Linked DNA regions of Homo sapiens: region 2 is linked to region 1. The links are chromatin contacts, found by Hi-C or POLR2A ChIA-PET in ENCODE. All regions are on one chromosome and are shown on one strand. The core of a region is the stretch at or near the end of the contact, and the rest is flanking DNA. Distances in the headings are between cores, read along the strand shown.

Evidence for each region. Hi-C counts contacts between places; a loop is a spot of excess contacts on that map. ChIA-PET counts read pairs that join two places held with the same protein, here RNA polymerase II (POLR2A). Pooled maps may share reads with other maps.
Region 2: a pooled map shows a loop between it and region 1 (3-fold over the local background). The contact joins two enhancer-like sites. A Hi-C loop is called at or near these places in 1 of 168 maps with a recorded cell type or tissue (breast epithelium) and 5 of 50 pooled maps. POLR2A ChIA-PET finds 5 or more read pairs at or near these places in 5 of 52 experiments (A673, MCF 10A, OCI-LY7 and 2 more).

Annotation. Positions count from the first base shown.
Region 1 is chr14:89,217,695-89,223,654 of GRCh38, reverse strand. The region is part of intron 4 of FOXN3 (forkhead box N3); the gene reads left to right. Among named protein-coding and RNA genes, the nearest start is that of FOXN3-AS3, 130 kb to the left of the region's middle. Within about 2 kb of position 2,399, at least 4 of the 41 ENCODE cell types and tissues checked have a DNase peak (open chromatin) inside an H3K27ac peak, as active enhancers do.
Region 2 is chr14:89,273,231-89,279,190 of GRCh38, reverse strand. The region is part of intron 4 of FOXN3 (forkhead box N3); the gene reads left to right. Among named protein-coding and RNA genes, the nearest start is that of FOXN3-AS3, 74 kb to the left of the region's middle. RefSeq lists an enhancer at 2,440-2,539. Within about 2 kb of position 2,595, at least 6 of the 41 ENCODE cell types and tissues checked have a DNase peak (open chromatin) inside an H3K27ac peak, as active enhancers do.

The DNA.
Region 1 (5,960 bases), core at 1,150-3,649:
CCAGTGGGAGAATTGCTATAAATTCCAAATCAGATGCTTTCTGAAAGGGACCTACCAGGGGCTTCTGGCAACTTTAAGAAGGAAAGTCTGAGCAATTGGAGGCTCCTGGAGGCTGCCCAGGAATGCAGTTCAGTCCTCGGAATTTCTAATTCTTCTTCGCCCTGAGGAAGCTCACAAAGGTGGACAAGCAGGCCCCTTCTCACCCGAAATGTAGGAAGCCATCAGCAACCTGCACCCTGGGCGATCTCCCAGGAGAACCTGCCCCTGGCCTTTGTGGTGACCTTTGCTGTGGGAAAGGGGAGGCAGGAGGCCATGGGGTCTGGCCTTGGAACCACAGCCCGTGGTCTGCACCTGCCCACCCAGGGACTAGTGCTCTTCCCACTGGAGGCCGACTTCAGGACCACCCGACACAGCCTCGCCAGCTTCCCTTCCACCCTCGGCCTCCCATCCTCATAGATCTAGCATACAGTGGCTCAACTCAACTTGTGCCTCAGTCACAAGCCTCACGGTCATTGAGATTGCAGGAAATAACAGACCAGTAAGTAAATCTGGCTCTCCAGTTCACATTTTTTAAAAACCAAGCCCAGGCCAGTTGCGGTGGCTCACATCTGTAATCCCAGCACTTTGGGAGGCCAAGGTGGGAGGATTGCTTGAGCCCAGGGGTTCAAGACCAGCCTGGGCAACATAGTGAGACCCTGTCTCTGTTTAAAAAGAAAAAAAAATTGAGGCCAAATTGTTTCTTATCCTACAGAAACACTAAAGGCAGATTCCATAGTTTAGATACTCTCAGCAAAACTTTTGCCCCCAATTATTTCCTTTTTTAAAATTTTTATTTTATTTTATTTTTTAAAGGAAGGGTAGAGGGAGGTAGGAGAGAAGAGCAAAGAAAATGATGTTTATTTCACTAAAGAAACCATCAATTGTGTCATCCCAGGTAGTTTTGGGCATCGCCTTCCTAGGTGAATTTGGGTGGGAAGGTGGGGCTGCCTTCCCGGCTTGCTGAGATGTTTCGGTGACCAACAGGTGTCCTCCTGAGCTCGGCTGGGTGTCTGTGCCCCTGACTCCTGGGTTGAGCTCCTTTTTATAGTCATTTGTAAATGAGGCCACAAAATAAAGAGGCAGATTTCATGTGGCCCACACTCCTTAGATTCACGGTAAACATTACGGATTTCTCTGTCCACTTGTATTAGTCTACGTCCCCTGCCCTCTGGCTGTCACTAGACTGGATTTACATTTTTTTGTATCTTAATATATGTAAGCGTCTTTCCATTAGAATCCAAAGACCTTGAAACTCTGTGGAATTGTGCATAATTTTCATGTATTTCCTGTCTTGGGGGACCAGGCAACGCTGACAGATGTTAAAATGAGCTGGTATATTCCCAGCTTTAGTTGACTCTGTCCAGAGCTCCCCAGCCCCACAGTGGGCATAGGCAGGGTACTTCTCAGGTGACATCAGCTCTGGAGAGCTCTGTGTGCCACAGCAATGGCCAGTGATGGGTTTCCACGGTGACAACTAAGTTCTCAAGAAAAGATTGTGTAGGCCGGGCGCGGTGGCTCACGCCTGTAATCCCAGCACTTTGGGAGGCCGAGGCGGGCAGATCACGAGGTCAGGAGACTATCCTGGCTAACGCGGTGAAACCCCGTCTCTACTAAAAATACAAAAAATTAGCCGGGCGCCGTGGCGGGCGCCTGTAGTCCCAGCTACTTGGAAGGCTGAGGTGGGAGAATGGCGTGAACCCGGGAGGTGGAGCTTGCAGTGAGCCGAGATCGCGCCACTGCACTCCAGCCTGGGCAACAGAGCAAGACTCCATCTCAAAAAAAAAAAAAAGATTATATAGACAGGGAAGTTGGTGTATGATGTGATTTTTTAATTTGGTTAAAATATTTAAAATAAAAAATGATATTTTAAGAGGTGATGCTTCTTGTATTGGAAAATTCTCTTAGAGGGGATACTTTACTTCCCAGCCGTGTCACTGAGAGAGATCTTGCTGCATAAGACAAACAGTGGCGAAAGTCTGACAAAGGCCTTTGATCCAGTGAGGAAGTTGGCAAAATCAAGTTCTTTATGACTGTGTTGAAGAAAAATCAGAATAATACAGTTTGGTTATCCTTTATTTGTTAGAAAATGTTAAGGGATTTGCAAGGCTTTCTGGCTTTTGCTTCATATATCACAAATCTGACTGTAACCAAAGGTAAAGGTTATATATAATATGGCATAGTGAATAATGCATGGGGAGTGATAACAGACTTTAAAAGAGAGAAAGAAAAGAAGGTGGCTTTTAAGTACAGTATGGCATTTCCTTTTCTGCCGTGGTGATACATGATATAGTGCTCTGTGGTGTGCAAAATGTTATTGGTTGTCATAGCAATAGAACACCATCCAAGAGAAAGGAGGAAATGCTAGCCTAAGACACTTCGCTGGAATAGAACTACCATTATAACAAAATAATCATTGTTACCACTATGTTTACTGTCAAATAATAAAATCCACGCTACATTTAGTGGTAATTCTCAGTGGCCCTTACACCACACTAGGGCTTGTATTACACACACAGGCTTCTGCCTTCGTTTGAGAGTTTTGTACCTATTGCCTCTGCTGCTTGTTGGTGTAAAAATAGGTTCTGTTTTTAATGCATCCCTGAACTCACTTTCAGCTACCAGCCTGATTCCATAAGCTTCAGGGTTTGAACACCTTCTCCATAGAGTGCTGTAATTAATTTTTATTTTTTTCCTTGCTGTCAGGGTTGCCTCCCCTTGGTGATTTTTCAGTCATCGTTCTATCACGTTAGCCTGTGTAGTAGAACTGCCTCACCTGGAGCTAATCTTTGCTTTCTGATGGTTCTCAGGGCATTCTTCTGGCCGTCTTTCAAAGCATGTATTAACACTTGGATACAATTGAGAAATTCGTCTGATAGGAGTACTGATGCTCAGTTGCCTGGCAGGTCAGCCCCAGAGAGATGCTGGGGGACCAAGGACAGGGTACCATCTAGGTCCAGATCAGACATCTTTACCACAGTCATGGCCACCGCTCTCTTCCCGATCCAGCCCATGAATACACATTCGTGACCCAGGCTGGTGTACAGTAGGTAGTATGAAGTAGGTAGTATGGAAAGAGCCGTGTGTGTATTTGCAGCCAGGAAAAATCAGTCGTATCACCAGCACACAGCTTGCATTGCGGGTCCTGAAAATGGTGATGCTTTAGTTGTATCATTTAGATCTGAAGATGGTGCAGCACTATTCAGTGCTGTGTGCCAGCTACTCTGTACATGCTTTCTACACACCAGCTCATTTAATCCTCAGCCCATTTTACAGATAAGAAAACTGGAGCACAAAGAGGTTAAGTATCTTGACTGTGGTCACACTGCTGGTAAGTACTGGAGCCGGGATTTGAACCCATGCCACCTGAATCCAGAGCCTGCATCCTCAACTGCTCTGCCACTTTCCATGGTCTGAATTGGAACCAAGGGAGGCCGCAAATGAATCCAAAGCATGTGGCTTCTCTGGGAGATCTGCTGGGCCTCGCAAGAGGAAGAAGAATAATGTGATGAGAAGAAAGGAGGAGGAAGGTGTGGCTTGCAAAAAGCATAGCAAAATGGAGCAAAGCAAACATAAAGTTCAGCTCATCAGTTGATATCAGTATGGAATTATATACATCATTATAATTTTAAAAAAATAGTCAACTGCAGACCGATGATTAGTTCTGTAAGTGGCAAGGATCCTGCCTGAGACTTCTCTCCTAACAGCTTCTGGCAAACCTAGCCCAATGATACCTCAGTGCTGCATCCCAGCAATCTCAGGGGCGCTGCTGGATACATATCCTATTGGTCAAATGGAATATCCAACCAACACAGCTTTAATGACAACTGTAATAGTAGCTAACATTCATTGACAATGCCTACAAACCAGGCGCTGTTCTAAGGGCTTTGCGTGTATCAACTTGTTTGTAAGGGAAGGGGGTGCTATTATCACATTTTCCAGGTGAAGAAACTGAGGCACAGAGCGGTTACGTCAAATTGCCCCAAGTTGTACTTCCAGTACGTGGTAAGAGTCGCAGCCATCCACTCGCCAGATGTTTGATGACAGCCCACTGCATGTGGTGCCATGCTCTCGGGGAACACGGGCTAAGGAAAGACAAGGCCCTTTCCTCATGGGGCTGACATTCATGGGAACACATGTGCAAACACAAAGTTAGAAGCTCTGAGCATCTCCAATAATGCCTTTATTAGTCCGTTTTCACACTGCTATAAAGACATACCTGACGTTGGGTAATTTATAAAGTAAAGAGGTTTAACTGACTCACAGTTCCACATGGCTGGAGGGTTCAGGAAACTTACAATGGTGGCAGACGGCAAAGGGGAAGCAAGGCATGTCTTACATGGAAGCAGGAGGGAGACAGAAGGGGAAGTGCCACACTTTTAAACCATCAGATCTCGTGAGAACTCACTGTCACGAGATGGGGACATCCACCCCCATGATCCAGTCACCTCCCACCACCTCCCTCCCCTGACATGTGGGGATTACAATTCGACATGAGATTTGGGTGGTGATACAGAGCCAAACCATATCAGTGCCTGTCAAGTATTAAGCAGGAATTTCTTAGGGGAAGAAGGGAGTTGACAAAGATGCAGGATTGAGAATAACAATCTGTTAAATAAAAGGAGAAAATAAGAATAAATGAGCTTTGCTTATGGAAGACCTTGGAAGGTTAGGGAAAGTCTTAGCGGGTGCTGAATTGAGAATAGAGTTTGTGTATAGAAACAAAGGCTTCCTACGTTGGTTCCTAATGCCACAAAACGTACAATAGAAGTAGGGTCATAATGGTGACTGTTCAGTCCAGACCTCTCATTTCACAGATGAGGAAAGCAAGACCCAGAAAGTCTCTTTTGAGTCACTTTCCCTAGAAAAGCAGCCCCACATGTCCACAGCCAGACGTGTGCAAGGAGGCTCACTACAGCATTCTTTATAAAAGCCAAAGATTGGAAACAACCTAAAATGTTCATGACCAGGGAAATGTTGAAATAGATTGAATTTCAGCAATGAAAAGGCATGAGCCATATCCCTCTTGAATAGAAGACAAAACTTATCATTGAATGAAAAAAGCAAGCTGTAGAACAATGTATACGTTTGTCTTCACATGTGTAAAACACACACAAACTTAATACTCAATTGTTTTGAAAGACACAGATGCTCATCTTCATAGAAAAAAGCTCAGGACAGGTGCACACCAAGGTTGTAAGGTTACCTTTAGGGAAAAGGCAAGGGAATAGGATTGGGTGACCTCTCTTGTGATGACCTGAGTTTTAAAATAAGCAGTTGTAGTCTTGTATTAATCTTGTGATTAATTAAAAATCACATGATTAAAAAGGAATGCTCCATTGACTTGTCCGATCATAGTCACTGAATTAGTTGAAAAGGCAAGTCTAGGACCAGTCAAGTCTTCTGGATCCCAATCCCCACCCACACACCCAAATATTACACAGATAGGTGCAGGCATGGCGGAGAGGGGCCCAGGGGGAATTAAGGGCTTTGTAACCAGCAGTGAATTGCCAAGGAATCCCAGGAACCATAAAAATGTCAGTGAGTGAAACCGGGTTTTGCTAAAAGAGTATGTGTTTTTCAAAAAAGATTCCAATTTCTAATGGCATTAGTATTCCAAGCAGCTGAATCCCAGGCTGGAAAAAGGTACAAATGATGATTGCTCATTAGCAAATAGAATACAGATGTTCGGTTCATTTTGCCTGAGTGCACCAGCACCTCAGGGAGCCACCAGCATAGCGAGCCAGGCCCGGCAGCAGTGCTGCAGGCTCAGCATTGGGGAGGGCTCCCACAAACAGGAGGGAAGTGGGTCACTGCAAAGCTGGCGGGGACTGGACTTTGTTCCTTCCCTTTGGTAGTTTGTTGGGACCCATGGGTGGGCATGGGAAGCTGACATTTCCAAAGGAACTACCAAGACTATTTTA
Region 2 (5,960 bases), core at 1,346-3,845, 55 kb before region 1:
CAACCCATTAAAATTTTGTACATTTGAAAATCAGAAGAATCTTGATGAGAGCTTGGGAGGGTGGGCAGAGATTTGTTAACATTCATTTTTTTTTCTGTGATGTTTCTTCATTCCCTAGAGTTCTGGAGACACTTTTGTTGTGATAATATTTTTTTGGAATATGTGGGTATTCTTCCTAATTAATATTTTTGTGTCCTTTGGTGGGTGGTTCTGGGCCATGGGAAAGTTGCTAAGGCCCACAAGCAAGATTTTACGAATAAAGATATGAGTACCTAAAGAAGGGACTGTCCAGTCATGCCAGGGGAAGGTTTGGGTTAGAATCAAGTAGAAGAAAAATGTGCCTGTTTAATGCCACTCTCTCAGGTTTTTGATTTCTCACTTTCTGTTTTCAAAAATGTACGCACATCCCTCGTTTTTCCCTATAGCAAGTGGAAGAAAATTTTTCTAGATAATCAGACGAGTAGGGAACTCTGTTAATAGCTTCCAGCCACAGGCATTGGAATTGAGGGCAAGTAGAACGAGGATGCTTGTCCCCAAAGATGGCAATTCTCAGTGCTGGGTGAGAAGGTGCAGTTTGGTCACATGGGGGTGACGTGGGAATCTTTCTTTAGGGTGCTGTGGGACCAGTGACTGGCCAGCAGAAGCCAGCCGGGGTTATGGATCATGAGTTATGGATCACTAGCAGGACTGGCAGAATTGAACCAGGGTGGGGGATAACTTGCTTCATGGAGTGGTCTCCCCAGGACTCAATAATGCAGGATAGGAAAATAAGTAGGATATGGTTTGGCTGTGTCTCCAACCAAATCTCATCTTGAATTGTAGCTCCCATAATTCCTAGGTGTTGTGGGAGATCATTGAATCATGGGGCGGTTTCCCACATACTGTTCTCGTGGTGGTGCATAAGTCTCACGAGATCTGATGGTTTTATAAGGGGTTTCCCTTTTGCTTGGCTTTCATTCTCCCTTGTCTGTCGCCATGTAAGACGTATCTTTTGTCTTCCACCATGATTGTGAGGCCTCTCCAGCCACGTGGAACTGTGAGTCCATTAAACCTCTTTTTCTTTATAAATTACCCAGTCTCCAGTATGTCTTTATCAGCAGCGTGAAAATGGACTAATACAGTGGGGGTGCCCTGTCGTGTAGAGGAGGGAGACCTATTTTTGTCAGAAGGGTGGGAGCAGAGGGGCTGTCATTTCTTGGGAGAACTGACACTTAAGGCCTTAAAAAAGCAGATAGATTTAGGTGTGTGGAAATAGAAAAAAAATGTCATTGCAAGAAAGAGAAATAACCAGAGAACTTAGCTTCACAGAGACCATAGCAACAGCGCGGAACCTGAGCACTTCATAGACACCTTTGTATAGCGACGGGAAGAATAATGCAATGTCTGAAGAGGAAATAATGGAAGTTAAAACCTGAAGCAAAGTTGAAATCAAAATGACCTAATAGTTAGAGCGGGGCACCAGTTTTCATTGTCAAATCGTTGTTTGGTTTAGAGTGGAAACTTAGTACCTTTATTTTTCCCAGCACAAAACCAATTGTAAGAATTAACTGGTTGTTCTCGAGGTCCTCCCTGGACGTCGGGTGCCTGTATTTTGGTTCAGAATCACTGGCAAGAGGGGCTGCTGAATCACCTCTCGGTTTCGAGGATAATGGGGTAAGATTTGGTTTGGATTACACCAGGCATGGGTACTTAACATAATTGGTCATTTCATCAGTTCACAGTCTTTATTTTAAATGCCATTTAGGCTGCTACAGACAGTTTCAGCAGGCTAGAGAGCACTTCAATTCTTGTACAATGGAAACCAAGCAGAGCATTAGAAGGGGACAAGCTCATTTTTCAGAGGGGACCCAGGGCAGGCTGAACAGAAGAGTGGCTTATTCAGAGCCCTGCAGGCGTGGCCAGCTGACAGGTGTCCCCACCGTGCCTTCTTCTTGTGTCTGTGTGTCTCTGTGTTACGGTCTCTATGTGTTTGAAACGTGTTCTTTATTTTATTCGTTTAATTCATTTACTAATCTCTCTTATTTTGTTAATGAAAAGAATAAAGTCTTTTTTATATTTTCCCATTTCCAAACTCCCTGTCCCCCTCCCCCATATTCCATTCACCCATCAAACTTAAAATTAGGTTACTTTATTAAAACATCACCCTTGGATGATTTGTTGTAATGAGTCAGTGATTCATAATTAAAGACATTCCTCACCCCTAATCTGACCCTTCATCTGGTCTCTGATGGTTTCATCCCAAAATGACATAGGCACCTCTGCTCTTGGTAGCTTCATGCCTTCTGCTGAAAGTTGCCACAAGCCATGCTGATTTTATATCCTACTTCTGCCCTCTTGGTCTTGGTAGGCCCTGTTGGCCTCAGAGCTCCCCACGGAGTTTTGTTCAGAGAGGAGCTACTGCCTGACCATTTTGGCCTGCTTTTATTTCTAGCTCTTCCTCCAAGCAGGCATTCCCTGGGCCTACCCTCCCCACCCCACCTGCAAGCATTTCTTGATGGTACATCTCTGTGTGTCCAGTCCTGGGTTAGGCTGGAGATCCCCAGGGGAAGTCCAGGTCCCACCCTCTCAACCAGGTCCCACCCTCTCAACCACTCACAGCCCGTTCTGTGGTCAGACCACGAGTCCTAGCCCTTCTTGGAAAAGGCTGCTTGGCCCACCCACTCTAAGAAGCCCAGCCACTCTCAGCACAGATGAAACCACTGGTTTTACAAACCTTTCCAGTGACTCACTTGACACCCTTATACCCTTCTGGTCATTCTTCCCTCTTCCTTTTCTCCGTCACTATAGTATTGGGCCTCTAATTATTATCAACTCTGTGTCCCTAGGATGCGGTGGTAGAATTAAAATAAATTATCTAACATATTTTATTTCCATTCACTTCTGTTGGTTGTTGTTATTGTTGCTGTTGTTGAGACGGAGTCTTGCTCTTGTCGCCCAGGCTGGTGTGCAAGTGGTGTGATCTTGGCTCACTGCAACCTCTGCCTCCCGGGTTCAAGTGATTCTTCTGCCTCAGCCTTCCAAGTAGCTGGGATTACAGGCATCCACTACCCCACTCAGCTAATTTTTACGTATTTTTAGTAGAGATGGGGATTTGCTGTGTTGGCCAGGCTGGTCTCGAACTTTTGATCTCATGTGATCCATCTGCCTTGGCCTCCCAAAGTGCTGGGATTACATGCTTAAGCCACTGTGCCTGGCCATCCGTTTACTTCTGACAACTCACACTGGACGAGCTAATGTAATGGAAGGACTTAAAGGCATTTTCAGCTCACAGAGGAGGATTGTGTTGCCTTAGACTCCCACCTACCCACCCCCACAGCTAAAATAGGGAAAAAGGAAACCAGGTCTTCTGCTGTGAGATGCATGCTGTTCCTCCATGTGCACCAATGTACACGCAGTCCGTAGAATGTGCATGAAGTTGACATGATGGTTAGATGACTTGCTTTGAGGAATACCAGTTTCCCATGTTCTAGGTTGGCTTCATATCCAAACTTACTTGGGAGTAACAGCGTTTATCACCCCTTCTCCACAACTCTTACCCCTCCCATAACTCTGCTACGAACTTTTACTGCTGAAATGTATGAGATACCTCACCTTGGTTGTCTTTCATGCCATGAAAGGCTCAAGAGGAAGTTATAGTGGAAGGAACACTGGATTATGAGTCAAGGGACCTGGGTTCTGGTCTCAACCCTTCACTTGGTAAACTTTGTGACCTTGGACAAGCCACGTGGCATACCTAGCGCTTCATTTGCAATTTAAGGAGCAGACCTCAGCGATGGCAAAGATTCCCTATCTAGTACCAGCTCTGTTCCACTCTAGCAACTTCCCCCAAAATAGGTCAGAATGGATTTTGATGCTTAGTTCTGGCTCAGTGGAGAAAGAGTGTTACCTTCAGCCAGCTGTGTCTGCTGCGGGTGCAAGGAGAGGACAGAGTGGGTGGAAGGCTGGCTGAAGATACCCATCCCCAAACAAGATGATTTTCCAAGGTCCTTTGGATCTTAGGGAGACAATACGATATATTATAGGTTTGGACAACCTGGAAGTGAACCCTGTGTTGGTTTCTTGGGCAGCTGGCTTAACTTCTCTTTAGGAGTCATGACAATGCTTGTCTCCTGGAGTCCTGGTGAGGATTTGGTGGATTCACATTAGTCAAGCACATAGGACAGTTCATGCTAAATTCCCAATCAAGGTTAGCTATTGAAATATTTTACAAAACTGCAACTCTTAGGAAAATAGGGCTAAAATCCTCCGAATGTGGTTTCCTTGCACTCTTCGCCTTCCTGGCTCAAAGTCCTCTTGCCCATCTGTTTGGGCAGTTCTCAGGATGGGGCAAAGGCTGAGGATGCCCAGAGCCTGTTGGATGTATACATAAATCTGAAGGAGAATTCGTACATATCTTTATCTCAGACACTTTTAATTCCTCATAAATAGGACTGCCTCCTTGAGAAGTTCACCTAGCTCACAAGTACCAAGCTGTACTCGATACTCTCAAAGTGTATATTCACAGCAGGTGCACATATAGCTTTGTGAAGGAGCACGGGCTTTAGCATCACAGTTAACTGGGGCTGAATCCCTCCCTCTCTGGGCACCAGCTCTCTGACCTTGTGCCTCAGGTTTGATTGCCTGTAAAATGGGCCTGCGAGATGTGTTTCTCACAACCCCGTTTTACAATCAAACCTGAGGCCCAAGGTCTTTGTGATCTTTGTAGTCTTGGTGAAGATTAAAGAACTGTGAATGTCAGTCACTCTGGTACCTGACACCTCACAAATGCTCCATACGAAGTCAGCTTTAGCCTTCAATGTTTCATGCCTCAGGTTTCTGACCATTCATTCTCATAGGTATATTCCAGTTGAAAAAACTTCCAAAACTCTCCAAACGAGCATTTTCCCAAATACCTTCCTTTCTCATGATTTCCATTTTCAGTGTCACTGTCTGATATGACCAGGATGTCACTACCAGACTCCTGTGTCTGGCCACAGCCTCTGGTCTGGAGTCCTGGCACCCCTTACCTCTCTGTAAGGGCCAATGAATCCCAGGTTTTGTTTGAATTTGCCCTGACCCTCGCCCACTCATTGCTTTCCCATTTGGTTGGAGCTTGAAGCCCCTGGGCTCTTTGGCCTCTTCCATCTAATCTGCTCCGCAAGCTGACTCTTTTGTCCATTTTGCAAAGGAGGGCATCCACCTAATGCATAAATCTCCTGATTCTCACCCTCAGGCATACACATTAAAAAAAATTAGCAATGGCAGAAAAGGAAAATAAGAAAACCTCTCTCCATTCCCCCCAACACCTAAGTCCTAATTGCCTTCTGTCCTCTTTGGGCCTGCAGAGGCCCTCTGGTTTCAAGGAGGGGCCCTTTATTCTTGGCATCATTTGTCTTATTGTTCTGCACTGCATTATTTGTAAAGATATTTCTGTAACTACAGTAATAGAGTCAGCTAGCTGCTTTTGCTTACAATCAGCGGTGAATTTACAGGGCTGCTGGTCTGCAGCTCTGATCTCTCAAGGTTTTATGTGGTCAGTGAGAACATGCAGAACACAGTCTTAAGTTACTTTAAAAATACAAGGAAATGCAATTTTAAAAGAAGGCTTTGGTTGATTCTGATCTTTGCCATCTCTTGAGGTTCCAAATTTGCCCAATCTCCAGTTACCCCCCTTCTTCCCCAGTGGCTACAGCCTGGTGTGGAATCTGGGAAAATACCAGTCAGATATCCTGTATTTTCCTGTCTGACTTTAATTTCAGCTCTTCCCGCTACCCGTCTATAGTAACCATTTTAACCAAAATCCAGTGATGCACACTGAGAAAATGGCAGTTTTGTGAACAGAAACAGAGAAGTCAGGAAATCGAGGGCCTTTATTAAGAGCTTCCTCCAGGCCAGGTCCCTGCTGGGGTGTGTGTGGGCTTAATCTCATGTTTCAGGGTAACTGTTCAGTAGGAGGTGGAAACTGAGGCTGGACTTCGGAA